Linked DNA regions of Homo sapiens: region 1 is linked to region 2. The links are chromatin loops, found by intact Hi-C in ENCODE. Cell type or tissue: IMR-90. All regions are shown on one strand. Each heading gives the region's core, and the rest is flanking DNA. Links, peaks and the distances in the headings are about the cores only.

Region 1 (15,375 bases), core at 4,829-12,828, 68 kb before region 2:
ATCCCAGCTACTCGGGAGGCTGAGGCATGAGAATCACCGGGAGGCAGAAGCTGCAGTGAGCTGAGATCGCACCACTGCACTCCAGCCTGGCAACAGAGTGAGAATCTATCACCAAGAAAAAAAGAAAAAAGAAAGAAAGAAAATATTTTGGAGAAGTAGGCTGGTAATGGTTGCAGAACAGTGTGAATGTATTTAACGCTACAGAACTGTACTGCACACCTAAAAATGATTAAAATACTAAATTTTATGTTGTATGTATTTTACCACAAGCATATACACAAAGCACTGCTGCTTCTGCCCTGCACTCTCTCAGATTCCCTGTTCTAGGGTAAGTCAGGTGCTACATCGTGAGAACATTCTAGATGTCTATGGAGAGGTTCACATGACAAGGAACTGAGGCCACCTGTCAGGAACCAGCACCAACTTGCCAGCCCTGTGAGTGAGCCCCCTTGGATGCAGCCTTTATGAGATCCTGGGCCAGAAGCCCCCTCAACCCCCCATTACGCCGCTCCTGAATTCCTGGCCCATAGACACCTAGAGAATAATAAATGTTTATTGTTTTAGGACACTAAATTTTGAGAAAATGTGTTACACAGCACTAAGTAGCTAACAAAGTTGCATTTTGCTAGACTGCTTTGGTATCTAGAAATGGAGTCTATCAATAGTTTATAGGTTAGAGGTGCCAGTCCTCATGTTTTCAGGTTTGAGAAACACTGCTCTAAGCTACAAGATAAGCCAACATGTCCTAGGGCTCCACCAAGGGAGAGAGAGGGCTGTAAGACAGTAAAGCACTGCCACTGCTGGCATGACTCCATGTGCACAGCCAGAAGGCAGAGAACAGTACAGGTCTAATTCAGGGAAACAGTGTTGACATGCCTGCCCTATATGACCTTAAGCCCCAGGAAGGCTTGCCGCTCAGAGTCTTGCTGCATCTGTGTAAAATTAAGCTGCCTAATACTACATACCGTGCACGTGCTTAAACTAGAGCAGCCAGACAGTGCTTGGCAGGAATCTGTTTTGTTCCCCCCTATATACCAGAAATACTAACTAAAGAAACATCATGGGGCCGGGGAGAAAAAAACAGAAAGGATGACAATTTCCTTCCGAATTCCCACTACAACTCATCAGTGTTCACCCACATGGCTATTAGTAATTAATGAGGCTGGGCGCGGTGGCTCACACCTATAATCCCAGCACTTTGAGAAGCCAAGGCGGGCGGATCACCTGAAGCCTGGAGTTCGAGACCAGCCTGACTAAAATGGAGAAACTCCGTCTCTACTAAAAATACAAAATTAGCCTGGGCATGGTGGCACATGCCTGTAATCCCAGCTACTCGGGAGGCTGAGGCAGGAGAATTGCTTGAACCCAGGAGGCGGAGGTTGTGGTGGGCCGAGATCATGCCATTGCACTCCAGCCTGGGCAACAAGAGCGAAACTCTGTCTCAGAAATAAATAAATAAATAAATAAATAAAACTAATGAGTGCAGCTTACTCTAGGGTTTGTAAACTATCTTTATCTAAGGTATCTCACTTGATCATGCCATGAAGACTTAAGGAGTCATTATTATTACTGCCCCCTTTTTACATTCATGGAAATGGAGCCTCAAAGAGAATGACTAGGAAGAGGCACAATCAAGATCGATATCTACATCTAACTCTAAACCCGGTGAAGAGCCTTCTGCTTTTTTTTTTTTTTTTTTCTGAGATGGAGTCTCGCTCTGTTGCCCAGGCTGGAGCGCAGTGGCGTCATCTTGGCTCACTGCAAGCTCCGCCTCCCGGGTTCACACCATTCTCCTGCCTCAGCCTCCCGAGTAGCTGGACTACAGGCACCCGCCACCACGCCCAGCCAATTTTTTGTATTTTTAATAGTGACAGGGTTTCACCGTGTTAGCCAGGATGGTCTCGATCTCCTGACCTCATGATCCACCCACCTCAGCCTCCCAAAGTGCTGGGATTACAGGCGTGAGCCACCGCACCCGGCTATGAGCCTTCTGCTCTTAACTGGACTCCACATGTAAACATTCCTGCAGTCACCACATCCACATGGGTGTCTTTTGTCTTAGCCATGTAATAGTCTACTTAACTGCGTGGCTAGCCCAGAATTTGACTTAACTTTCCCCCAGAGGTTAAGCATTCAGACTGCTTCCAGATTCTTTGCTATATAAACAGTTTGTCTGCAAACATACAGCACTCATTTTACTTCAAGAATCAGAAAATTACCCAGACGTGGTGGCGCATGCCTGTAATCCCAGCTACTTGGGAGGCTGAGGCAGGAGAATCACCTGAACCCAGGAGGCAGAGGTTGCGGTGAGCCAAAATCGTACCATTGCACTCCAGCCTGGGCGACAAGAGCGAAAAAAAATCAGAGCTTGCCTCTATTCCTGGCTCAGGGCACATACCAGAAGCAAAATACTTCTATGCACAAAAGGAACATTCTAAGCCATCACCAGCCTTTGCTGGAGAGGAGATGGGGATGGAAGATATATTTAGTAAAAAACAAAAGGCTGACTATTAAACTGCAGAAAAACTGCTATTTTGAATGCCTTAACTCTTTCCCTACCCCTTCACCACTTCCATTAATCAACATCTGATATAAGAAAGGTCTTAAATTTATCTTTCCTCTCTATCTCAATCATTTCTTACCAGCAACAACTGAACAGTCAGTATGTACACATCACCCCTAAACCCCTTCTATCAGTACCCAGCAGAATGCCTGATACAGAGCCACTCAGCAAATATCTTATGACAGAATGAACACTGCCAATTTTCTGTTACTAAGAAGGATCAAAACATGTCTCTCTCCTGCTTAAATTTTCACTCTTCAGTTCAATCTCCCACCACTCCTGTTACCTCCCTGGATTCTCAGAACACACCAAGTTCTTTCAAGCCCTGAATATTTTTGCTGATGTTATTCCTTCTGCCTTCTCCCCCTGCCACTCTCTTCCTGGAAATCTTCTCATTCTTTAATTTCACTTCCTTGCATATGCCCTCAAATTACTGGCGACTCTCTTCCTCATCACAACTGCCACCCAACCCTGGTTATTTCAGACTCCACATTCTCCATTCCTGTACCCAGACAGCTAAATGTGGCTAGAGAAAACACTCAACATGCTGATGGGTCTCACTTTAAATGCATGTCTAGGCCAGGTGCAGTGGCTCACACCTGTAATCCCAGCACTTTGGGAGGCCGACGCGGGCAGATCACCTGGGGTCAAGAGTTCGAGCCCGGCCTGGCCAACATGGCGAAACCCCATCTGTACTGAAAATACAAAAATTAGTCGAGTGTGGTGGCGGGCACCTGTAATCCCAGCTACTCAGGAGGCTGAGGCAGGAGATCACTTGAACCCAGGAGGCGGAGGTTGCAGTAAGCCGAGAACGTGCCACTGCCATCCAGCCTGGGGGACAAGAGCGAAACTGTCTCAAACACACATACATACATATATAAAATGCATATCTGCAAACAGGTATTAAACAGTAATTCTCTTTGGGGGTAGGAGAGGGACAAAAAAGCTTCCGGAGTGCCCATAATGGTCCATATCTTGATTTGGGTGGTGGCTATAGAAGTGTATACATATGTAAAAGTTCATCAAGCTACACATTTAGGGTTTATACACTCTACTATAAATTAAAACTCAACAAAAAGTATTTTTAAAATAAAAGTGTAAGAGCTGGGTGCTATAGTGCATGCCTATAATCCCAACTACACAGGAGGCTGAGGCAAGAGAGCTGCTTGAGCCAAAGAATTGAAGGCTGTAGTGTATTTCATGGCACTCGTAAATAGCCATTGTACTCCAGCCTGGGCAACAAAGCAAGACCCTCTCTCTAAAAATAATTAACCTAATTATAGAGTAGCAATTTTGCACTCTTCTTAATTCAATGTCTTATACCTTTAAGGAGCCAGGAAAATTAATATCAAAAAAGTTTTTAGCCAGGCATGGTAGCTTACACCTGTAACCCCAGTGCTTTGGGAGGCCGAGGCAGGAGGATAACTTGAGGCCAGGAGTTTGAGGCCTGTCATTAGCTACTGAGTAAAGTGGAGCCTGAGGAGGGAGTGCAAACTCCTAAATATTTCATACCTTATCTTCTTTCCTCAAACCTAAGCCCTCCCTGTCCTGATCTCAGTCTCAGCTGATAATTTTACTTCTTATTGAATGTAAAAAATAGCTGGGCACGGTGGTATGCACCTGCAGTCCCAACTACCCAGGAGGCCTGAGGCAGGACAATCACTTGAGCCCAGGAGTTTGAGTCCAGTCTGGGCCAATACCAAGACTCCCATCTCTTCAAAATAAAAACAAACAGGATTCCCATTGCTGGTGGGAGTGTAAAATGGTGCAGCTACTACGAAAAGCAATTTAGCAGTTCCTCAAAAGGTTAAACAGAATTACCATATGATCTGACAATTCCATCTTAGGTATATACCCATATGATGTAAAATCATATGTCCACACAAATGTGTACTCACAATACCCAAAAAGAAGAAACACTGTAAATACCCAACAACTGATGAATGGGAAAACAAAATATGGTATACTCATATAATGGAATTATTCATCCACAAAAAGCAGTAACGTACAACATAGATGAACCTTGAAAATAGCATGCTAAGTGAAAGCAGCTAGTCACCTACTGTATGACTCCATATCTATGAAATGTCCAGAACAGGCATATATATAGAGGGAAAGTAAATTCGTGTTTGCCTAGGCTGGGAAGGGCAGGGAGGAAATAGGGTCTGACTGCTAATGTGTATGAGGTTTCTTTTTGGGATAATGAGAATTCTGGAATTAGATAGTGGTGACAATTGTACAACTTTGTAAATACACTGAAAACCATTGAATTATTGAATTGTATGCTTTGAAATGGTAAATTTTTTTTTTTTTTTGAGACAGAGTCTCACTCTGTCACCAGGCTGGAGTGCAATGGCGTGATCTTGGCTCACTGAAACCTCTGCCTCCCGGGTTCAAGCGATTCTACTGCCTCAGCCTCCCGAGTAGCTGGGACTACAGGCACATGCCACCACACCCAGCTAATTTTTGTATTTTTAGTAGAGACAGGGTTTCACCATGTTGGCCAGGATGATCTCGATCTCTTGACCTTGTGATCCGCCCACCTCAGCCTCCCAAAGTGCTTGGATTACAGGCGTGAGCCACCACACCCAGCCTAAAAGGATGAATTTTATAACATGTAAACTATATCTCAATTTTTTAAAACAGTTAATTAAAAAAAAAGGAGAGAAAAAAAAGAATCCCACCAAGTGCTGACAACAATGCAGAGCAACTGGAATTCTCATACATTCCTGACATTCCTGGTGGAAATGCAAAATGGTACAGAGACTCTGAAAAAGTTTGGCGGTTTCTCACCTGGTTAAACATACACTTACATGACCCAGCAATCCAGCTCGCTGGTATTTATCCAAGAGAAATGATAACTTATATTCTCATAAAAACCTATATATAAATGTTTATTCATATTAACCCAAAACTGGAAACAATCCATATGTCTTTGAACACATAAACAGATAAGCTGTGGTATATCCATCCAATGGAATACTTACTACTTGGTTCTAAAAGCAACAACCCTTTATTTTGCTCATGCAAAAATACGGGTGAGTCTCAAATGCATTACGCTAAGTTTAAGAAGCCAAATCCAAAAGGCTATGTACTGAATAATTCCATTATAACACACTATGGAAAAGGCAAAACTGTATAGACAAAGGACAGATCAGTGGGTGACAGGAGCTGGAGGTGCCAGGAGAGGCTGATTACAAATGGACATGAGGAAATTCTGTGGGTAACAGAAGTGCTTTATATCTTTTTTTTTCTTTCTTCACCCCTTTTTTTTTTTTTTTTTTTTTTGAGACAGGGTCTCGCTCTATCACACAGGCTGGAGTTGGAGTGCAGCGGTACAATCACAGCTTGCTGCAGCCTTGACCTCCTGGGCTCAAGCAGTCTTCCTCCCACCCCAGCCTCCTGAGTAGCTAAAACTATAGACACACACCACCACACCCAGCTATTATTATTACTTTTATTATGGTTTTTTTTTTTTTTTTTTGAGAGACGAAGTCCCATTATGTTGCTTAGGCTTGTCTTGAACTCCTGGGCTCAAGCAATCCTCCCACGTTGTCCTCCCAAGGTGCTGGGATTATAGGCATGAGTCACCATTCCCGGCCCATATCTTGATTGTGGTGGGGCTTGCGTGAACTGTCAAATTTGGCAAAACTCAACTGTATTCTGAAAAAGAGCGAATTTTACTATGGGTTGAGCATCTCAAATCCAAACATCCAAAATCCGAAACTTTTTGAGCATCAAGTTGTCTTTTTATGAATATTGTACTTTTTTTGTACTTTTGTAACTTTTATGGATTTTGACAAATGTATAATGTACACATATGGATTTTGATAAATGTGTAACATACACATATACATTATACATTTGTCAAAATCCATAAACAATACAACACCAGCAGCAAACCTTAATGCAAACTATGGTCCTTGGGTGGTACTGAGGTGTCAATATTGGTTCATCAACTGTAATAAATGTACCACTCTGGTGCAGGATGTTGAAAGTGGGGGAGGCTGGAGGGAGAACACAGGAATATGGGAACTTGATACATTCTTTTTTTTTTTTTTTTTTTTTTTTTTTAGAAGCAGGGTCTTGCTCTGTGACCCTGTGACCCAAGCTGCCATGCAGTGGCATAATCATGGCTCACTGTAGCCTCAAACTCCTGGGCTCATGCGATCCTCCCACCTCAGCCTCCCAAGTAGCTAGGACTACAGGTGCAAGCCACCCCCTACCCCAGCTAATTTGTTTTATTTTTTGTAGAGACAGGGTCTTGCAATGGTGTCCAGGCTGGTCTCAAACTCCTGGGCTCAAGCAATCCTTCCACCTCAGCCTCCCAAAGTGCTGGGATTACAGGCATAAACCACTGTGCCCAGCCAGAACTCTGTACTTTCTGCTCAATTTTGCTGTGAACCTAAAACTGCTCTAAAATATAGTCTATTTTTTTAATCCCATTTACTCATTACCAACTCCCAAATTCCTTTACTTTTTTTCTTTTTTTTTTTGAAACAGGGTCTTGCTCTGTTACCCAAGCACAATCATACAGTATAGCAGCACAATCATAGCTCACTGCAGCCTTGACCTCCCTAGCTCAAGTGATCCTCCTACCTCAGCCTCCCCAGTAGCTGGGACCACAAGCTCACACCACCATGCCCAGCTAGGTTTCTTGGGGTTTTTGTGTATATATGTGTTGTAAGACAGAGTCTCACTATGTTGCACAGGTTGGTCTCGATCTTGGGATTCAAGCGATCTTCCGTCTTGGCCTCCCAAAGTCCTGGGATTACAGGCGTGAGCCACCGCACTCAGCCCAACTCCCAGATGTCTATCTCTAACCCAGGGCTCACACTTGAACATCTGACTCTGTTATTCAACTATCCATTCAACATCTCCACTTAGTCATCTCAAAGGAATCTCATATATTTAACATGCCCAAAACCAAACTGCTTATCATCTCCCTAGAACCTAGTTCTACTGAAGTCTACCCCATTTCAGCATGTGGTAATTCCATCTACTGGTACCGAGAGAAAAAGCCCTTGGAGTCATCCTTGACTCTTCTCTATCTCTTACATGTCGTCAGCAAATCTGTCAGCTGTACCTTCAAAAATTATACAGACGCTGATCACTTCTCATCAACTCCCCCACTGCTTTTTAGTTCAAACAACTATCATCTTTCACATGGACTAATACAAAAGATCCTTGCTCTTCTTGTTTCTGCCCATGGCTGCCTACAGCATATTCTACACACAATAACCACAGCAACTTTATTTTTTTGAGACAGGGTCTGGCTCTGTCACCTGGGATGGAGTGAAGTGGCACCATCTCAGCTCACTGCAACCTCTGCCCCTCAGGTTCAAGTGATTCTCCCACTTCAACCTCCCAAGTAGCTGGGACCACGGGTACACACCACCATGCCTGGCTTTTTTTTTTTTTTTTGTATTTTTGGTAGAGACAGCGTTTTGCTATATTGCCTAGGCTCACAGCCCCTTTTTTTTTTTTGACAGAGTTTCGCTCTTGTTGCCTAGACTGGAATGCAGTGGCACAATCTCAGCTCACTGCATCCTCCACCTCCCGGGTTCAAGCAATTCTCCTGCCTCAGCTTCCTGAGTAACTGGGATTACAGGCGCCCACCAACACTCCAGGCTAATTTTTTGTATTTTTAGTACATGTCAGCCAGGCTGGTCTCAAACTCCTGGCCTCAAATGATCCACCCACCTCGGCCTCCCAAACTGCTGGGATTACAGGTGCGAGCCACTGCACCTGGCCCACAGCCACTTTTAATACTTGAAATCAGATAACATTGATTCCCTGTTTAAGACCTTTCAATGACTTACTATCACATTTAGAATAAAGTCCAAACTCCTTATTATGGCCGATCTGGCCCCTGCTGACCTTTCTGGGCTCACCTCCTACCTCTGGCCTCTCACTCTCTACCCTCCCAGCCACATGTTCCTACCTATTATTGCTTGAATGCCCTGCTTGCTCCTACGCCAGGGCTTCTGCCTTGGCTGCCTCTGTCTGCAACCCTCTCTCCTCTGGATACTAACATGACTCACTCCCTCACTTACTTTAGGACTCTATTTAAATGTCTGTCAGAGAGATCTCCTCTGTTCACCCTCTATATAAAAAAAGCAAAACACATACACACATAGAGGCACTCTACCCACTTGAAAGTACTTATTCTGGCCAGGTGTGATGGCTCACACCAGTAATCCCAACACTTTGGGAGGCTGAGGCAGGCAGATCACGAGGTCAGGAGATCGAGACTAACCTGGCTAACACAGTGAAACCCCATCTCTACTAAAAAATACAAAAAATTAGCCGGGCATGGTGGCAGGCACCTGTAGTCCCAGCTACTTGGGAGGCTGAGGCAGGAGAATGGTGTGAACCTGGGAGGCGGAGCTTGCAGTGAGCCAAGATCATGCCACTGCACTCCAGCCTGGGTGGCAGAGTGAGACTCCATCTCACAAAAAAAAAAAAAAAAAAAGTACTTATTCCACTTTCTAGCATTTATCACCACCTAACATTATCTATATATATCAGTCTGCTGGTTTCTGTTCTATCCACCTCCACTGGAATGTCAGCTTCTAAAGATCAGGGACTATGTCTGTCCTAATCACCACTATTTCTCCAGCATCTAGCATTGAATGAATGACTTGGCATCAAAAGTCATCTTTCTGAAGCCTTCTGAAATTCCCACATATGAAATTAACTATTCTCCCCTAGGGGTTTTTGTAAATGAACTTTGTACAGAGTAAATATCTCCTCATAATATATTTAATTTCAGGGACTTTATTCTAGGTACTGAACACATGCGTGGGGATCAAAGCCACACCCGACCATGCTCAGAAGCCAACTAGCTAGACTCAAATCCTAAATTCACCATTTACAGCTACATAGCACTGGAAAACTTAACTGCTTTCTGCTTCTATTTCCTCATATATAAAGTAGAATAAAAGTACCCCCTTCATAGCATCTAAAGGATTAAAGGAGGTATAACATATAAAGCCTTTAGATTTGTGCCTGGCACAGAGTAAATCACTCAATAAATGTGAGTCACTAGCAAAGACATAAGCATTAGAATACATGATTAACGACCCTTGGCTATCAATACTAAAAACCAAAGCCAAATACTTGACTCGTCTCTGAACATCTTGAAGTACTTATTTTCCTTCATTTCATAGCACCTAGTGTACCACCTGACTCACAGCATTCAATACATGTTTGTGGAAAGCTCAGAAAAGATTGCTTAAAAACACACACACACACACACACACACACACAGATGGTGTAAGGAGTAAAGAGGTATGAACCAGAAACTCAGATGAGATCAGTACAAATAACCCTAATGAAAAAGAAACCAAAAATGATCTAAGGACATTATGAAACTCAGATTTTTAAATCTTCTGTACAAGAAATGGAAGCGAACTATGATCAACTTAAATAGAAACACAGTAGTGGAAAGGTACCAGAGTGTCAGGAAAGCAACAGAAGGAGCTTTTTCGTTGTGTTTGGAGCAAGAACAGGGAAGGCCAGCCTACTTCTTGGAACAGATGGCACACTCCTGACAGATGACAGGAAGAAGGCGAAGGCAGCAGAGCAAGCAGATTCTATTCTATCCACCAAGTATCACTACTAGGAAACTGCAGCCTCTCAGATTTTAGTTCATCTATAAAACGCAGGAAGCAAATAGGGAAGGCAGGGCTGGGCACAGTGGTTCACGCCTGTAATCCCAGCACTTTGGGAGGCTGAGGCGGGCAGATCACCTGAGGTCAGGAGTTCGAGACCAGGCTGTTCAACATGGTGAAACCATGTCTCTACTAAAAATACAAAAATTAGCTGGGTGTGGTGGTGCATGCCTGTAATCCCAGCTACACAGGAGGCTGAAGCAGGAGAATCGCTGGAACCCAGGAGATGGAGGCTGCAGTGAACCGAGATAGGGCCACTGCTCTCCAGCCTGGGCAGCAGAGCAAGACTGTCTCAAAACAAAACAAAACAAAACAAAAACAGGGAAGGCAGGATTACCCCTTCTACAGAGAAGAAAATGGACATGCTGAAAGTTCACCCCAAAGTGGTAGATTAAAAATTAGAATATAGGCCAGGTGCAGTGGCTCATGCCTGTAATCCCAACACTTTGGGAGGCCAAGGTAGGAAGATCACTTGAGCCCTGGAGTTTGAGACCAGCCTAAGCAACACAGCGAGACTCAGTCTCTATAACAAATACAAAAATGAGCCAGGTGCAGTGGCATGCACCTATAGTCCCAGCCTACTCAGGAGGCTGAGGTGGGAGGATCACTTGAGCCCAAGAGTACCAGGCTACAGTTATGATCACACCACTGCACTCCAGCCTTGGTGACAGAGCAAAACTCTGTCTCAAAAATGCTAGGCCAGGCACCTGTAATCCCAGCACTTTGGGAGGATGAGGTGGGTGCACTGCTTGAGCCCAGAAGTTTAAGACCAGCCTGGGCAACATGGCAAACCCCACCTCTACAAAAAATACAAAACTTAGCCAAGGGTGGCGGCACATGCCTGTAGTCCCAGCTACTCAGGAGGCTGAAGTAGGAGGATCATGGCTCACTGCAGCCTCAACCTCTCAGGCTCAAGCAATCCTTCCACCTCAGCTAATTTTTTGTTTTGTTTTGTTTTGTTTTGTTTTTTGAGACGGAGTCTTGCTCTGTCACCCAGGCTGAAGTGCAGTGTCGCAATTTCGGCTCACTACAACCTCCACCTCCTGGGTTCAAGCAAGCCTCCCACCTCAGCCTCCTGAGTAGCTAGGATTACAGGCATGCGCCTAATTTTTTTTGTACTTTTAGTAGAGACGGAGTTTCACCATGTTGGCCAGGCTGGTCTCGAACTCCTGAACTCAAGTAATCTGCCCACCTAGGCCTCCTAAAGTGCTGGGATTACAGGTGTGAGCCACCATGCCTGTAATTTAATTATAATTAAATTTATACTTTAATTATAAAAATATAATTTTTATATTTTTTTGTAGAGATGGGGTTTTGTCATGTTGCCCAGGCTTGTCTTGAACTCCTGGGCTCAAGTGATCTGCCTACTTCAGCCTCTAAACATGCTAGGATCACAGGCATAAGCCACAACACCTGGCCAAAAAATAATTTTATTTTTTAAATTTTTTTGAGACAGGGTATCACTCTGTCACCCAGGATGGAATGCAGTGGCACGATCTGGGCTCACTGCAACCTCCGCTTCCCGGGCTCAAAGGATTCTCTAGCCTGTCTCCTGAGTAGCTGGGACTACAGCCAGGAGCTACCAACACCCAGCTAACTTTTTTATTTTTTGTAGAAACAGGTTTTTGCCATGTTGCCCCCAGCTGTCGTTGAACTCCTGAGCTCAAAGCAATATGCCCACCTTGGCCTCCCAAAGTGCTGGGATTGCAGGTGTGGGACACCATGCCTGGCCCCAAAAATAATTTAAATGCAGAAATAGGTCTGGCGTGGTGGCTCACGCCTGTAATCCCAGCACTTTGGGAGGCCGAGGCAGGTGGATCACCTGAGGTCGGGAGATCAAGACTAGCCTGGCCAACCTAGTGAAACCCCATCTTTACTAAAAATACAAAAATTAGCTGGGCGCCGTGGCAGGGGCCCGTAATCCCTCCTATTTGGGAGGCTGAGGCAAGAGAATCTCTTGAACCCAGGAGGCGGAGATTGCAGTGAGCTGAGATCACGCCATTGCACTCCAGCCTGGGTGACAGAATGAGACTCTGTCTCAAATAAATAAATAAATAAATGCGGAAATAAAATTAGACTGTAGGAGTATTTAAAAAAAAAAGAAAGAACTGTTAGTTCACATAACAGATTAAAAAAAAACAACAACAACACTTATGGCCAGGCGCAGTGGCTCACGTCTGTAATCCCAGCACTTTGGGAGGACAAGGAGGGTGGATCATGAGATCAGGAGTTCGAGACCAGCCTGACCAACATGGTGAAACCATGTCTCTACTAAAAATACAAAAAATTAGCCAGGCGTAGTGGTGCACGCCTGTAATCCCACTACTCACGAGGCTGAGGCAAGAGAATCGCTAGAACCCAGGAGGCAGAGGTTGCAGTAAGCCGAAATTGCACCACTGCACTCGAGCCTGGGCAACAGAGCAAGACTCCATCTCAAAGAAGAAGAAAAAAAAAAAACTCATTTAATTTTGGATTAAGTTTATGACATAAATCGGCCGGGCGCAGTGGCTCACGCCTATAATTCCAGCACTTTCGGAGGCTGAGGCGGGCGAATCATAAGGTCAGGAGTTCAAGACCAGTCTGGCCAACACAGTGAAACCCGAACTCTACTAAAATTACAAAATAAAATTAGCTGGGTGTGGTGGCAGGCACCTGTATTCCCAGCTACATGGGAGGCTGAGGCTGGAGAATCGCTTGAACCCCGGAGGCAGAGGTTGCAGTGACCGGAGATTGCGCCATTGCACTCCAGCCTGGATGACAACAGCAAAATTCCGTCTCAAAAAAAAAAAAAACTTAAAAAAAGTTTATGACATAAATCAAATATAATTTGTCCTGAGTAAGATATACATTTTTCAAATGTCAAAAAATCCTTAAAATTCACTCAGTATACTTGTTAATAGTAATATTGATATTGTAACTTTAAAACTATTTCACATATAACACAGAATAAGGCAAGTAGGTTAAAGTATGATTAGGAACAAAGATTTTCGGGCCGGGTGCAGTGGCTCACGCCTGTAATCCCAGAACTTTGGGAGGCTGAGGTAAGTGGATCACGAGGTCAAGAGATCGAGACCATCCTGGCCAACGTGGTAAAACCCCACCTCCACTAAAAATACAAAAATCGGCTGGGCATGGTGGCGCGTGCCTGTAGTTCCAGCTACTCAGGAGACTGAGGCAGGAGAATCACTTGAACCCCGGAGATGGAGGTTGCTGTGAGCTGAGATCCAGCCCCTGCAGTCTAGTCTGGGGGACTGAGCGGGTCTCCATCTCAAAAATAAACAAATATATAAATGCCTTTTGTCAATTATATCTCAATAAAGCTGGAGGGGGAATATATATGTATTTCCAAAACGATTTTGCTTGTTTGTTTGTTTTTTTGAGACAGAGTCTCAACTGCAATCTTGGCTCACTACAACTTCTGCCTTCTGGGCTCAGGTGATCCTCTTACCTAGGCCTCCCAAGTAGCTGGAATTACAGGCATGCCAGGCGCGGTGGCTGACGCCTGTAATCCCAGCACTTTGGGAGGCTGAGGCGGGTGGAACACGAGGTCAGGAGACCGAGACCATCCTGGCTAACACAGTGAAACCCTGCCTCTACTAAAAATACAAAAAATTAGCCAGGCATGGTGGCATGCGCCTGTAGTCCCAGCTACTCAGGAGACTGAGGCAGGAGAATCACCTGAACCAGGGAGGTGGAGGTTGCAGTGAGCTGAGATCACTCGCGCTACACTCCAGCCTGGGAGACACACAGCAAGACTCTGCCTCAAAAAAAAAAGAATAAAAGAATTACAGGCACATGCCACAATGTCCAGCTAATTTTTTGTATTTTAAGTAGAGACATGGATTCGTCATAATGGCCAGGCTGGTCTCCAACTCCTGACCTCAAGTGATCTGCCCACCTCAGCCTCTCAAAGTGCCCAGATTACAAGCATGAGTCACCGTGTCTGGCCATATTTTGAGTTTCATTTAGCATAGTTACACCATGCATATTCTATGTTAGTTCTTTTTGTTTCATCTATTTATTTACTTATTTATTTATAATTTTTCGGGGGACAGAGTCTCCCTCTGTCACCCAGGATGGAGTCCAGTGTCGCAATCTCAGCTCACTGCAACCTCTGCCTCCTTTGGCTCAAGCAATTTTCCTGCCTCAACCTCCCGAGTAGCTGGAATTACAGGCACCTGCCACCACACCCGGCTAATTTTTGTATTTTTAGTAGAGACGGGGTTTCATCATGTTGGCCAGTTTGGTCTCAAACTCCTGACCTCAGGTGATCCGCCCACCTTAGCCTCCCAAAGTGCTGGGAATACAGGCTTGAGCTACTATGCATGGCCTATTTATTTATTTATTTATTTTATTTTTTTTTTTTTTTTTTGAGACGGAGTCTCGCTCTGTCGCCCAGGCTGGAGTGCAGTGGCGGGATCTCGGCTCATTGCAAGCTCCGCCTCCCGGGTTCACGCCATTCTCCTGCCTCAGCCTCCCAAGTAGCTGGGACTACAGGCACCCGCCACTACGCCTGGCTAATTTTTTGTATTTTTAGTAGAGACGGGGTTTCACCGTTTTAGCCGGGATGGTCTCGATCTCCTGACCTCGTGATCCACCTGCCTCGGCCTCCCAAAGTGCTGGGATTACAGGCGTGAGCCACCGCGCCCGGCCTATTTATTTATTTTTGAGACAGTGTCTTACTCTGTTACCCAGGCCTGATATTTCCAACTTAAATTTAATATTATAGGCCGGGCGCAGCGGTTCACGCCTGTAATCCCAGCACCGTGAGAGGCCAAGGCAGGCGGATCACTTGAGGTCAGGAGTTCGAGACCAGCCTGGCCAAGAGGGTGAAACCCCATCTCTACTAAAAATACAAAATTAGCCAGGCATGGTGGCATGCGCCTGTAGTCCCAGCTACTTGGGAGGCTGAGGCAGGAGAATTGCTTGAACTAGGGAGGCAGAGGTTGCAGTGAGCCGAGATCGTACCACTGCACTCCAGCCTGGGAGACAGACCAAGACTATCTCAAAAAAATAAATAAATAAATTGGAAGTATCAAAGTGAACTCACATTTTTTCAAAAAATAGATTTCTTACCCCCATCTACTAAAAAGTTGTTTAAGACAATGACATCCTAGCAGCAATAAACACACCCAG
Region 2 (15,375 bases), core at 3,761-11,760:
GCTAAGTTTTGTATTATTTTTGTAGACAGAGAGTTTCACCATGTTGCCCAGGCTGGTCTTGAACTGCTGGGCTCTAGTGATCTGTCTGCCTCAGCCTCCCAAAGTGCTGGGATTATAGGCATGAGCCACCACACCTGGCCTTTTAAATTTTTTTGTAGAGACAGGGTCTCACCATGTTGCACAGGCTGGTCTTGAATTCCTGGGCTCAAGTGATCCTCTAGCCTTGGCTTCCCAAAGTGCTGAGCTTATAGGCAGAAAATTGGAAGTCACCCACATGGCCATCAATAGGGGACTGATTAAGCAAATTATAATATGTCCACACAAGGAATACTATGCAGCAGTAACATAAAACAAAATAATAAGGACCTTATATTTATTCCATTGTATAAAATATATTGTTGGGCTGGGCACAGTGTTTCATGCCTGTAATTCCAGCACTTTGGGAGGCTAAGGCAGGTGGTCAGGGGTTCGAGACCAGCCTGGCCAACATGGTGAAACCCCATCTCTACTAAAAGAATACAAAAAAAATCAGCTGGGCATGGTGGCGCACACCTGTAATCCCAGCTACTCGGGAGGCTAAAGCAGGAGAATCACTTGAACCCAGGATCCAGAGTTTGCAGTGAGCCAAGATCATGCCAGTACACTCCAGCTTGAGCAACAGAACAAGACTCTGCCTCAAAAAACAAACAAAAAAACTTTATGAAGTAGCCAGGTGTGATGGCAAGTGCCTGTAGTCCCAACTACTTGGGAAGCTGAGGTGAGAGAATTGCTTGAGTCCAGGAGTTTGAGGTTACAGTGAGCCATGATTGTGCCACTGCATTCCACTGGGTGACAGAGCCAGACTGTCTCAAAATAACTAAGTAAGGAACTAAATAAATATAAGAAAATGTAGAGTGTCTTTTTGTTGTTGTTGTTTTGAGACAGAGTTTCACTCTTGTTGCCCAGGCTGGAGTGCAGTGGTGTGACCTCGGCTCACTGCAACCTCCGCCCCCTGGGTTCAAGTGATTCTCCTGCCTCAGTCTCCTGAGTAGCTGGGATTACAGGCATGCGCCACCACGCCTGGCTATTTTTTTTTAAATTATTCTTAGTAGAGAAGGGGTTTCACCATGTTGCACAGGCTGGTCTCGGACTCCTGAACTTGTGATCTGCCTGCCTTGGCCTTCCAAAGCGCTGGGATTACAAGCGTGAGCCACCCCGCCCAGCCCCTATTTTTCTGTTTTTAGTAGAGACGAGGTTTCACCATATTGGCCAGGTTGATCTCAAACTCCTGACCTCAGGTGATCCACCCACCTCAGCCTCTCAAAGTGCTGGGATTACAGGTGTGAGGCACCACACCCAGCCAGATCTATCTATCTATCTTTCTTCCTTCCTTCTTTTTTTTTTTTTTTTGACGGAATTTTGCTCTTGTCGCCCAGGCTGGAGTGCAATGGCACGATCTTGGCTCACTGCAACCTCCTTCTCCCAAGTGCAAACAATTCTTCTGCCTCAGCCTACTGAGTAGCTAGGATTACAGGTGCCCACCACCATGCCCAGCTAATTTTTGTATTTTTAGTAGAGACGTTGTTTTACCATGTTGGCCAGCCTGGTCTTGAACTCCTGATCTCAGGTGATTCACCTGCCTCTGCCTCCCAAAGTGCTGGGATTACAGGCGTGATCCACCAGGTCTGGCCCCGGCCAGGTATCCCGGCCAGGTATTTCTTAAACAATAAGATTTGAAAGTCAGGCTTGGCATGGTGGCTTACATTTTGGGAGGCTAAAGCAGGAGAATTGCTTGAGCCCAGGTGTTCCAGACCAGCCTAAACAACATAGTGGGACCTGATCTCTATATAAAAATCGCTGAGGAATAAAAAATAAAGGCCAGGTATAGTGACTCACGCCTGTAATCCCAGCACTTTATTGAGGCTGAGGTAGGCAGATCACTTGAAGACAGGAGTTCGAGATCAGCCTGACCAACACAGTGAATTTCCATCTCTACTAAAGAAATACAAAAATCAGCTGGGCGTAGTGGTGAGCGCCTGTAATCCCAGCTACTCAGGAGGCCAAGACAGGAGAATCGCTTGAACCCAGGAGGCGGAGGTTGCAGTGAGCGAGATCGAGCCACTGAACTCTAGCCTGGGCGACAGTGTGAGATTCTGTCTCAAAAATAAATAAATAAATAAATAAATAAATAGAAATAAAAATAAACATTTTTTAAAAATAAAGATAAAGACATGGAAGTCCAAATTATTCCTTCATTCATGGACTGCAGAATGAATGTTGTTTTAGCAGGCATGTATATCTTGTATATCTCCTTGTATATCTCCCTGAGAGCTTTTGGGTGACCAGGTGCATTGTCAATGAGCAGTAATAGTTTGAAAGGAATCTTTTTTTTTTTTTTTTTTTCTGAGTAGTACGTCTCAACAGTGGGCTTGAAATATTCAATAAACTATGTTGTAAACAGATGTGCTGTCATCCAGGCTTTATTGTTCCATTTATAGAACATAGGCAGAGAAGACTCAGCATAACTCTTTTTGTTTTGTTTTGTTTTGTTTTGAGATGGAGTCTTGCTCTGTCGCCCAGGCTGGAGTGCAGTGGCAACGATCTTGGCTCACTGCAACTTCCTCCTCCCAAGTTCAAGCAATTCTCCTGCCTCAGCCTCCCGAGTAGCTGAGATTACAGGTGCCTGCTTCCATGCCCGGCTAATTTTTGTATTTTTAGTAGAGACGGGTTTCACCATGTTGGCCAGGCTGTTCTGGAATGCCTGACTTTGTGATCCACCCGCCTTGGCCTCCCAAAATGCTGGGATTACAGGCATGAGCCACCGCGCCCGGCCAATAGTTTATATTTATTGAATACTTGGGGCATTAGACAGGCACTGTGGTAAATGCTTCACACATATTATCTTACTTAATCCTTTCCACATTTATTCTACTTAATCCTCAGAGCCGTCTGTGAGGCTAGAGAAACAAATTTAACTGAGAGTTTAAGTAAACTGTGCAGAATTACATTATGTAATTGAATGGATTAGAACCCATGTTTGTTCCTTCTTGCTCTATACCTACTCTTCTCTATTATAATTGGTAGGCAATTTTTTTGGATCAGAGTTAATTTGAGTAAAGAAGTTTCAGTATAACTGTAGGACAACAAAGAGATGTGAGTAGGCATATGAGTGTGACTGGGCATATAATTATAAAAACAAACGCCTATTGGCTTTTCAAGAAAGACATTATGAATTAACTGGATGGATAATTTTAACTGAGGATAATGGAAAAGACACATTAGAAGGCAGCACTTGAACTGGACCTTGAAGGATAAATAACAATCCTTATATATTAGTCAAGGTCCTGTAAGGAGGTAGAAATCACATGGCATTTGGACAGAGACAGTGTAACTTAGTGGATTGTTAACTAAGTAACTGAAGAAGTAAAAGGCGAAACCTAAAGTTTCATGGTGGTAGTAACTGTAGGAACAGCTACCACCCCTAGGGCTGAGGGAACAAAAGGAAGAGGTTGGAGTTATTAAAACATAGAAATTTAGAGGGGGAGTGGCCAAACACAGCCGACACTCAGACCTCTGAGGAGGAGGTATTGATTGACAGGTGCTCGTGTCTCTGAACTCAGAGGAAGAACCCCAAGGGGTAGAAACCAGACTTGTGAGTATGGGGCATTGGGCAGCCAGGTGCTGGTATCTCTGAAGAAGAGGCAATGAGACTAGTTCTGTAAGTGTTGAAAAAACTGCTGGGCATGGAGGTTCATATCTGTAATCAGCACTTTGGGAGGCCAAGGTGGGAGGATTGCTTGTGCCCACGAGTTCAAGATCAGGCTGGGCAACAAAGTGAGGCCCCATGTCTATAAAAATAAAAATTAGGCCAGGCGTGTGGCTTACGCCTGTAATCCCAACACTTTGGGAGGCTGAGGCGGGGGGATCACGAGGTCAGGAGTTCGAGACCAGCCTGACCAACATAGTAAAAACCCGTTTCTACTAAAAATACAAAAATTAGCCGGGTGTGGTGGTGTGTACCTGTAATCCCAGCTACTGGAGGGGCTGAGGCAAAAGAATCGCTTGAACCCGGGGGGCAAAGGTTGCAGTGAGTCGAGATCTAACCACTGCACTCCAGCCAGGGTGACAGAGCAAGACTCCATCTAAACAACCACAACAACAACAAACCAGACTCACCTTCCCTGGCTTAGAAGGTATTACATGGTTGGGCTCTTCCTAAGCATCTTTGCTATAGCCACATGGTCTTCCTGTAGTCCTTAAAGACACCATGCTTCATTCTGCTGCAAGGCTATTGCACAGTCTATTATTTGCCAGGAATATTCTTTACCTGTTATACGCTGCTCCTCAAATCTTACTTTTTTTTTTTTGTTTTTTTTTTTTTTTTTTTGAGATCAGCCCATCTCAGCCTCCCAAGGTGCTGGGATTACCGGTGTGAGCCACCGAGCTTGGCCCAAATCTTCCTCTTATTTGCTCTTATAGCACCATAAATGTCTCTTATAGCAATTGTCACAGTTGTGCATCTTCATTTATTTATATAGTCTTTTTTTTTCTTTTTTTTTTGAGTCTCGCTCTGTCTACGAGGCTGGAGTGCAGTGGCATGATCTCAGCTCACTGCAACCTCCACCACCTGGATTCAAGGGATTCTCCTTCCTCAGCTTCCTGAGTAGCTGGGAATATAGATATGTGTCACCATGCTCAGCTAATTTTTTTGTATTTTTAGTGGAGACAGGGTTTTGCCATGTTGGCCAGGCTGGTCTTGAACTCCTGACCTCAGGTGATCCACCTGGCTCATCCTTCCAAAGTGTTGGGATTACAGGCCTGAGCCACTGTGCTTAGCCCTATTCATATAGTCTTTTGATCAATGCCTGCCTCTTCCAAGAAGGTTTGTTAGCTCCAGGAGGGCAGGGGCCATGACTGTTTTTTGCACTCCATTGTTTGTTTTACCAGTGCCTAGTTTAGTGACTGGCACATAGTAGACTGCCACACATATACATATAGAATATATGGCTGGGCATGGGGGCTCATGCCTGTAATCCCAGCACTTTGGGAGGCCAAGGCGGGTGGATCACAAGGTCAGGCGTTGAAGACCAGCCTGGCCAAGATGGTGAAACCCATTTCTACTAAAAATACAAAAAAATTAGCTGGGCGTGGTGGTGGGGGCTTGTAATCTCAGCTACTCAGGAGGCTGAAGCAGAGAATTGCTTGAACCCAGGAGGCAGAGGTTGCAGTGAGCCCAGATTGCACCACTGCACTCCAGCCTGGGCGACAGATTGAGACTCCGTCTCAATTAAAAAATATATATATATGTATATATATAAAATACATATGTAGTAAATATATATAATATATATGCGTAAATATACATATATTCATGTATATGTATATTCATGTATATGTATATACATATATTCATGTATATGTATATTCATGTATATGTATATACATATATATGTGTGTGTATATATATATATATATATATATATATATATATATATATGGAATTACTTCAATATTCTGCAAGTGCAGAATGTAGCCATGACATGAGAAGAGGTGGGTATTTGAAAGCAGGGATTTGGGTGGGCACAGTGGCTCATGCCTGTAATCCCAGCACTTTGGGAGGCTGAGGTGGGCGGATCACTTGAGGTCAGGAGTTCAAGACCAGCCTGGCCAACATGGTGAAACCCGTCTCTACTAAAAATAGAAAACAATTAGCTGGACGTGGTGACTCGTGCCTGTAATCCTAGCTACTCGGGCTGCTGAGGCAGAAGAACGGCTTGAGCCCAGGAGGCGGGGGTTGCAGTGAGCCGAGATCGCGCCACTGTACTCCAGCCTGGGCGACAGAGCAAGACTCTGTCTCAAAAAAAAAAAAAAAGAAGAAGAAGAAGAAAGCAGGGATTTGAGTCTCTTTTGGTTTTTTTGTGTGTGGGTTTTTTTTTTTTTCTTTGAGATGCAGTCTTGCTCTGTCACTCAGGCTGGAGTACAGTGGCACGATCTTGGCTCACTGCAACCTCTGCCTCCAGGGTTCAAGGGATTCTCCTGTCTCAGCCTCCCGAGTAGCTGGGACTACAGGCACGCGCCACCACACCTAATTTTTGTATTTTTAGTAGAGACGGGGTTTCACCATACTGGCCAGGCTGGTCTCAAACTCCTGACCTCATGATCTGCCCACCTCTGCCTCCCAAAGTGTTTGGATGACAGGCGTGAGCTATTGCGCCTGGCTGAGGGTTTTCATTTCATTGATCATCCAGCATCTCGCTCTTGATTCTAGAGGTTCTGAGAAGGTCCCTTGTTTCTTTCCTTTTTTTAAAATATCTTTCTTTTTTTTTTTTCCTTAGGAGACAGGGTCTTAATCTGCTGCCCAGGGTGAAATGCAGCAGTGCCATCATAGCTGACTGCCACCTCAAACTTTTGGGTTCCAGCAATCCTCCCACTTCGTCCTCCCATGTAGCTGGGACTACAGGTGCATGTCACCATGCCCTGCTAGGTTTTTTTGTTTTTGTTTTTGTTTTTGTTTTAAGATAGGGTCAAGGCCAGGAGAGGTAGCTTACCCCTGTAATCCTAGCACTTTAGGCAGCCAAGGTAGGCAGATTGTTTGAGCCCAAGAGTTTGAAACCAGCCTTGGCAACACAGAAAAACCCTATCTCTACCAAAAAAGACATGAAGATTAGCTGGGCATGGTGGCATACACCTGTCATCCCAGCCACACCTGGGAGGATTGCTTATACCCAGGAGGCAGAGTTGCAGTGAGATCAATCATACCAGGCCACTGCAATCTAGCCTGGGTGACAGAGCAAGACCCTTGTCTCAAAACCACAACAACAACAACAAGTAAAAAAAGATAGGGTTCCTCTCTGTTGCTCAGGCTGGCCTTGAGAACTCCTAATTTCAAGCCATCCTCCCCCTTGGCCTCCCAAAGTATTGGGATTACAGGCATGAACCACTGCACCCAGTCTATTCTCTTTTTATTGAGATAAGATTCACATAAAATAAAATTAACCATTAATCATATTAAAGTGTTCAATTCTTGGCATTTACATCCACAATGTTGTGCAACCTTCTCCAATGTCTAGTTCTGGTAAATTCTTTTTTTTTTTTTCCATAATTTCTTTTAAATTCTTTTTGACTTTTTCTCCTGGTCTTCTGTTATCCTTTCTGCAGGTCACTTCTTCAACCCCTTCATTTTCCTGGTTTGTAGTTTGCTTATCTTCGTTCTACATATGAATCCTTCCATAAGTTGTACCAAAAGTATCATTGGAGATATTTTTCTTCTTCTTTGGCTTGAGAGCTTTTGGCATTTTCATAGATAATGTATAAAGGTCATCGGATGCCAGGTGTGTCCTCCTCAGAACCAGATTCAATGAGGGTCCTATCTCTTCCAATTCAATCCGTGGTGTTCTGCAACCAGATTTCTTCAACAGCAACTTATATCTTCGAAAGTAAATCTTCCCATTCAGTGCAGTGAAGTGCAGAACATATTCTAATCCAGCCAGGCAGATATTTGATACTGTGGGGCCTCTGAAGAAATCAGTAAGAAGACTTTTTAGTCTTCTGTAATCTTCTGTTACATTGAAATCATCACCAGCAAATATTAGCATGGGTTTTGTTCCCTCAGGACATTTACTGTTCTTAATGTCTTTTAGAGAGACAAAATTCTCAATACCTAATTCAATCATATCCAGCACATGGTAGTCATACATATGACCTATTACTAGATTATTTGGCCGCTTCTTATTATAGGAGCCAAACATGAATAAAGAACAATCTGACTTCTTTGAAAGTAATTCCAGTGATGTCTGATCCTCAAAAGGTCTTGTAACATTTTTCTTTTTATACAGTACACCGTATGGTTTTTTCAGTGCACACACATCTTTAAGTACTTGTGTCACTGTTGCGTTTGCATTTCCCCCTTTAATCAGCATTGCATTTTTAATATTTTCATTGAGTTTTGGTTCTCTCTTCTCAAGGAATCTCTTGACTCTTTTCATTTTGGGCTTTACAACTCGATCCAGAGCATCTATCGCTACCACTACCTGGAACTCTTAACTAGGTGGATCTAGTTCTGGTAAATTCTTATTACCCCAACAGGAAACCTTATAGCCATTAAGTAGTCACCCCACATTCCTCCTTCCCTCCAGCTCCTGGCAAAGACCAATCTGGTTTCTTTTTTTTTTTTTTGAGACGGAGTCTCTCTCTGTCACCCAGGCTGGAGTGCAGTGGTGCTATGTCGGCTCACTGCAACCTCTGCCTCCCGGGTTCAAGAGATTCTCCTACCTCAGCCTCCTGAGTAGCTAGGATTATAGGCACCTGCCACCACGCCCGACTAATTTTTTGTATTTTTAGTAGAGATGGGGTTTCACCGTGTTAACCAGGATGGTCTTGATCTCCTGACCTCCTGATCTGCCCACCTCAGCCCCCCAGAGTGCTGGGATTACAGGAGTGAGCCACTGCACCCGGCCTACCAATCTGATTTCTGACTCTATGGATTTATCTACTCTGGATGTTTCATATAAATGGTTTCAAGCAATACGTGACCTTTTGTGTCTGGCTTCTTTCACTTAGCATAGTGTTTTCAAGGTTCATCTACATTATAGCATGTATCAGTATTTCGTTTTTATGGCGGAATAATATTCCATTGTCTGAATATACTACATTTTGTTTATCCATTCATCAGTTGGTAGGCATTTGGGTTGTTTTCATTTTTTGGCTATGGTGAGCAGTGCGGCTATGAACACTTGTGTATGAGTAATTATTTGACTGTCTGTTTTTTTGTTTTGAGATGGAGTCTTGCTCTGTCTCCCAGGCTGGAGTGCAGTGGTGTGATCTTGGCTCACTGCAACCTCCACCTCCTAGGTTCAAGTGATCCTCCCACCTCAGCCTCCGAAGTAGCTGGGATTATAGACGCTACCATGCCTGGCTAATTTTTGTATTTTTGGTAGAGACAGGGTTTCACCTTGTTGATCAGGCTGGTCTCGAACTCCTTTCAAGTGATCTGCCCGCCTTAGCCTCCCAAAGTGCTGGGATTACAGGTATGAACCACTGTGCCCAGCCAAATGTCTGTTCTAAATTATTTTGTTATGCCTAGGAATGTATTTGCTGGGTCATAGAGTAACTCCATGTTTAACTTTTTGAGTAACTGCCAAACTGTTCTCTATAGCAGCTATATCATTAATATGTAAACATTGATACCAATAAACTATAAGGGTTCCAATTTCTCCACATTCTTACCAAAATCCCATGTTGGTTTTTTGTGTTTGTTTGTTTGTTTTGAGATGGAGTCTCACTCTGTTGCCCAGACTAGAGTGCAGTGGCGCAATCTCCACCCACTGCAACCTCCTCCTCCTGGGTTCAAGCAGTTCTCCTGCCTCAGCCTCCCGAGTAGCTGGGATTACAGGTGCACACAACCTCGCCTGGCTAATTTTTGTATTTTTAGTAGAGATGGGGTTTCACCATGTTGGTCAGGCTGGTCTTGAACTCCTGACCTCGTGATCCCCCCACCTCAGCCTCTCAAAGTGTTGGGATTACAGGCTTGAGCCACTGCGCCCGGCATCCCTTGCTCCTTTACAACAATAGCATACAATTCATGTCTATGATGCACATATTCCAACTCTGATGTTTCATTTATATATTGAGATGGCATCTGGTTATTTATTTCACTTATTTTAGAGATGGAGTCTCACTGTGTTTCCCAGGCTGTACATGAATTCCGGGGCTCAAGAAGTCCTCCCACCTCAGCCTCCTGAGTAGCTGAGATTACAGGTTCCTGCCACCTAGGTAGGCTAGGGAGCTGGTTATTTAGAGATGTTTGGGCAAGATGTATGTCTGTAGACCTCTTACAGAAAATGACTGTTAAGAACCTATTTTTTTCAGACCCCAAAAGAATGAGTTTATTAGCTACATCCTTTCAGAGATGCTGTGTCTTTCTGGGCTATTCATTGTACAAGGTCATTCATTCATATCATGAAATCACATGCCTTTCATTCAAAACCACTATTGAGTTGATGCTTCTTTTGTTTGCCATCCTTCATTTTCAAGGTATATCTCCATCATGTGATGCCTTGTCAGCAGAATCTTCCTCTCTATTGCTAGATTTGCTTAATTCCTAAATCTTTTGCAATGCTGTGCCCGACTGCATTATTTTTGCTTCTGTTAGCAGATGTTTTTAAACAATACTCTGCCTCCTAATTTGCAATGGTTTATCCATTTCTCCGGTTGTCAAATCAGGATATTTTGGGACAAAATATACTGCTTTCTCTGACCCTCTGTGCCTGTGTCTGCTATTTCTTTACTTAATAAAGTTAACAGAACATTACCCGATTTGTAAGCATTTGTCAGAACTAATCTATTGGTACATTTAAGATTTGTGTGTTTTGCCATATGTAAATATTATGTCATTTAAAAATATTGTGAACACTATTAAACTCTAGTTAAGATTAAAAAAAAAACTCTAGTTAAGATTATGCAATGCTGAAGTGTTTAGAAATAAAGTATACTGATGTCTGCAATTTGCTTTGAAAAGCACACAGAAATTAGGTTGGATGAATGGATGGACAAAGGGATAGATGAATATGTGATATAGCAAACATTGAAAAATGTTAAACGTAAAATAGATGGTGGGCATCTGTACTATTCTCTCAACCTCTGTTTGAGAATATTCATAATAAAATGTTGGAAAAAAATCTCCCTAACTGCTCTGATAAAATACATAAATCAGCTACTTTCAGAAGCAGATTCTGTGATCACTTCCATTATAGTCTGATCATTTCAATGTATTTCATTCAAGGAAATAAACAAGGCTGGGAGCGGTGGCTCACGCCTGTAATCCCAGCACTTTGAGAGGCCGAGGCAGGCGGATCACCTGAGGCCAGGAGTTCGAGACCAGCCTGGCCAACATGGTGAAACCCCGTCTCTACTAAAAATACAAAAATTAGCCAGGCATGGTGGCATGCACCTGTAATCCCAGCTATTTGGGAGGCTGAGGCAGGAGAATCCCTTGAACCCAGGAGGTTGCAGTGAGTGAAGATCGCACCACTGCCCTCCAGCCTGGGCAAAAGAGCAAAACTCTGGCTCAAAAAAAAAAAAAAAAAAAAAAAGGAAATAAACTGATATAGAGGAATAAATGGGATTTTTATATAGAAAAAGGTTTATAATGTGTGAAGTGTTATGTAAATATGCTATTATTAATACTATTAGCCAGGTTAGGTGGCTCACACCTATAATCCCGGCATTTTGGGAGGCTGAGGTGGGATGATTGCTTCAGACCAGGAATTCAAGACCAGGCTGGGCAACACAGAGAGATCCTGTCTCTATGAAAGAAAAAAAATAGCCAGGTGTAGTGGCGTGTGCCTGTAGTCCTAGCTACTTGGTAGGTTGAGGTGGGATGATCTCTTGAGCCCAGGTGTTTGAGGCTGCAATGAACTATGATCATGCCACCAAACAATGCCTGCTGGGCGACACTGCCAGACTCCATCTTTTTTCTCAGACAGGGTCTTGCTATGATGACCAGGGTGGTCTCAAACTCCTGGGTTCAAGTGATCCTCTGCCTTGGCCTCCCAAAGTGGTGGCATTATAGGTGTGAGCCACCGTGCCTGGCCGAGACCCTGACTTTTGATGTTTAAAGCATTGAGTTTATGCAAAATCTTATTAGTACAATGCAAAACAGTATCTTGAATATGGTTTTACATTCCTTCAGGTGTTCTCAATAAACTGGAAACCCTTGAAGGAAAAAGGATTATCCTTTTGATTAGCTGTGGGCTCGCAAATTTTCTTTTTTTTTTCTTTTGTTTTTTTGAATTGGAGTCTCGCACCATCGCCTGGACTGGAGTGCAGTGATGCGATCTCGGCTCACTGCAACCTCTGCCTCCCAGGTTCAAGGGATTCAGCCTCCTAAATAGCTGGGATTACAGGTGCCCGCCAGCACGCCCAGGTAATTTTTTGTATTTTTAGTAGAGATAGGTTTTCACTATGTTGGCCAGGCTAGTCTCCAACGCCTGACCTCATGATCCACCTGCCTCAGCCTTCCAAAGTCCTGGGAATGCAGGCATCAGCCACGGCACCTGGCCACAAATTGTCTTAATGAGTATTTCACCTACCTAATGTACTAAATAAACACTGAATGAATCAGTAAACAGTATATTTCACTGATAAGCTCTAAATGAGTGTTGTAAATTACATTTTTTTTTTTTTTGAGACAGGGTCTTGCTCTGTCACCCAGGCTGGAGTGCAGTGGCATGACCTCGGCTCATTGCAAGCTCCACGTCCCGGGTTCACGCCATTCTCCTGTCTCAGCCTCCCAAGTAGCTGGGACTACAGGCACTCGCCACCATGCCTGGCTAATTTTTTTGAATTTTTGGTAGAGACAAGGTTTCACTGTGTTAGCCAGGATGGTCTCGATCTCCTGACCTTGTTATCCGCCCATCTCGGCCTCCCAAAGTGCTGGGATTACAGGCGTGAGCCACCGCGCCCGGCCGTAAATTACATTTTATGTTACCGTGTATTGAATCTTTTTGCTTTTATTTTTAATCTAAAGTAGCATTTTGGGCAATCCTTTTGGCCATGGAATGGACACATGGGCTATTATGAGTGCCCCTTAATTTTTTTCATTGCCGTAACTATGATGAGTTCAAAACATTTTACTTTTTTGACCAAAGATGAAACTCTGACAGAAAGCATCAGTTATTTCCCTATCTAGTTCACATCGGATCTAACGAAATTATCTTGAGTTTGAGGACAGGATTTTTGACAGTGATCCCAAGCAAAGTTAATGTGGTATCAACCTCAAGTAAGTGGCCAGGGATGTACCCTTGAAAGATTTCTTCTTTTTTTTTTGAGACAGTCTCCCACTGTCGCCCGAGCTGGAGTGCAATGGCGCAATCTCGGCTCACTGCAACCTCCAACTCCCGGGTTCAAGTGATTCTCCTGCCTCAGCCTCCCGAGAAGCTGGGATGACAGGCGCCCGCCACCACACCCTGCTAATTTTTTGTATTTTTAGTAGAGACGGGATTTCATCATGTTGGTCAGGCTGGTCTCAAACTCCTGACCTCAGGTGATCTGCCCACCTTGGCCTCCCAAAGTGCTGGGATTACAGGTTTGAGCCACCACGCCCGGCCTAGATTTCTTCTTAAAAACTAATCATTCTGCCAGGCACGGCGACTCACACCTGTAATCCCAGCACTTTAGGAGGCCAAGGAGGGCTGATCACTTGAGGCCAGGAGTTTGAGACCAGCTGGGTCGACATGGCAAAACCCCATATGCACTAACAATACAAAAATTACCTGGGCCCACTTGGTCGAAATCCCAGCTACTCAGGAGGCTGAGACATGAGAATTGCTTGAATCCAGGAGGTGGAGGTTGCTGTGAGCTGAGATCTTGCCACTGCACTGCAGCGTGGGCAACAGAGTGAGACTATTTCAAAAAAACAAAAAACCAAGCTGGGTGTGGTGGCTCACGCCTGTAATACCAGCACTTTGGGAGGCCAAAGTGGGCGGATCACCTGAGGTCAGGAGTTCAAGATCAGCCTGGTCAACATGGTGAAACCCCGTCTCTACTAAAAATACAAATATTAGCCGGGAGTGGTGGCGCATACCTATGGTCCCGCTGCTTTGGGAGGCTAAGGCAGGAGAATCACTTGAACCTGGGAGAAGGAGACTGAAGTAAGCTGAGATCAAGCCACTGCACTCCACTCCAGCTTGGGTGGATTGAGTGAGTATCCGTCTCAAAAAAAACAAGCAACAGGCCGGGCATGTTGGCTCATGCCTGTAATCCCAGCACTTTCGGAGGCCAAGGTGGGTGGATCACCTGAGATCAGGAATTCAAAAACAGCCTGGCCAACATGGTGAAACCCCATCTCTACAAAAAAATTAGCCAGGCATGGTGGCAGGTGCCCGTAATCCCAGCTACTTAGGAGGCTGAGGCAGGAGAATCGCTTGAACCCAGGAGGCGGAGGTTGCAGTGAGCCAAGGTTGCGCTACAGCACTCCAGCCTGGGCAACAGAGCGAGACTCCATCTCAAAAAAAAAAAAAAAAAACCTAATGATTCACTTCGGGAAGCTAAGCCAAGAGTTTGAGCCTGCAGTAAACCATGTAAACCATAACTAAGTCTCTGCACTCCAAGCAGCCTGGGAGATGGTGCAAGACTGTCTCAAAAAACATGATTCACAAATTTAAGTTAAAACCTTTGGATATGTCACTAGAATACCCTTGACATTGTGCCAATAGACAGGCAAGTATTTAAAACAATTCAATCAGTCAGTAGATTGATGAGATAATCAAGTGCAGAAGGAACCTGGGTGGGGAGATACAATTTCATCTGCCTAAATCAGGCAAAGGTCACATGAGTGTTAAAATTAATTACATCTATATGAAATGGGCTTAAGTTTCCCATTGTCCTAGTGATATGGGGAAAAAAAAAGGGTCAGGCATGCTGGCTCACGCCTGTAATCCCAGCACTTAAGGAGGCATAGAGGAGAGGATCCCTTGAGCCAGGAGTTGGGGACCAGCCTGGACAACATGGCAAAAACCCAACTCTACAAAAAATACTAAAATTACCTGGGCCTGGTGGCATGTGCTTGTAGTCCCAGCTACTTGGGAGGCTGAGATGGGAGGATCTCTTGAGCTCAGGAGGTCAAGGCTGCAGTAAGCTGTGATTTTGCCGCTGTACTCTAGCATGGGTGACAAAGTGACACTGTTTCAAGAAAGAAAAAGGCCGGGCGAGGTGGCTCACGCCTATAATCCCAGCACTTTGGGAGGCCGAGGCAGGCAATTCCCTTGAGGTCAGGAGTTCGAGACCAGCCTGGGTAACATGATGAAACCCCATCTCTACCAAAAATACAAAAAATTAGCCGGGTGTGGTGGCATGCTCCTGTAATCCCAGCTACTTGGGAGGCTGACGCAGGAGAATTGCTTGAACCTGGGAGGCGGAGGTTGCAGTGAGCTGAGATTGTGCCATTGCACTCCAACTTGGGCGACAGAGCGAGACTCCATCTCGAAAAAAAAAAAAATATATATATATACATATATATACACACATGCACACACACACACACACACATATATATATATAGAGAGAGAGAGAGAGCGTGAGCCAAGAACGCGCCATTGCACTCCAGCCTGGGCAACAAGAGTGAAACTCTGTCTCAAAAAAAAAAAAAAAGAAAAGAAATGTTAAATGCTTGAGGTGATGGATTACCCCAATTACTCTGATTTGATTATTACACATAATATGCCTTTATCAAAACATCACATTTGAAGCCCAAATCTCTACAAAAAAAAATTTTTTTTTTGAGAAAGAGTTTCGCTCTTGTTGCCCAGGCTGGAGTGCAATGGCGTGATCTCGGCTCACTGCAACCTCCGCCTCTCAGGTTCAAGTGATTCTCCTGCCCCAGCCTCCCAAATAGATGGG

The links. A loop is a pair of places that touch in the nucleus more often than their neighbours do. Peaks named below come from ENCODE experiments on the same cell type or tissue, not always from the same donor. Only the 100,000 strongest peaks of a DNase experiment are listed, where the experiment ranks them.
Region 1: it touches region 2 in a loop (2.2-fold over the local background); 2 of 110 quality-filtered maps call a loop at or near these places.

What each region holds. Positions count from the first base shown.
Region 1 is chr20:35,814,109-35,829,483 of GRCh38, reverse strand. The region is part of intron 2 of PHF20 (PHD finger protein 20); the gene reads right to left. Among named protein-coding and RNA genes, the nearest start is that of PHF20, 50 kb to the right of the region's middle. RefSeq lists an enhancer at 9,858-10,037. In IMR-90, for the core only: no CTCF peak of the experiment used is centred there; DNase peaks (open chromatin) are centred at 7,443 and 9,753; H3K27ac peaks cover 938 bases.
Region 2 is chr20:35,745,436-35,760,810 of GRCh38, reverse strand. It overlaps the pseudogene RPF2P1. Among named protein-coding and RNA genes, the nearest start is that of RBM39, 11 kb to the right of the region's middle. In IMR-90, for the core only: no CTCF peak of the experiment used is centred there; no DNase peak of the experiment used is centred there; H3K27me3 peaks cover 1,701 bases.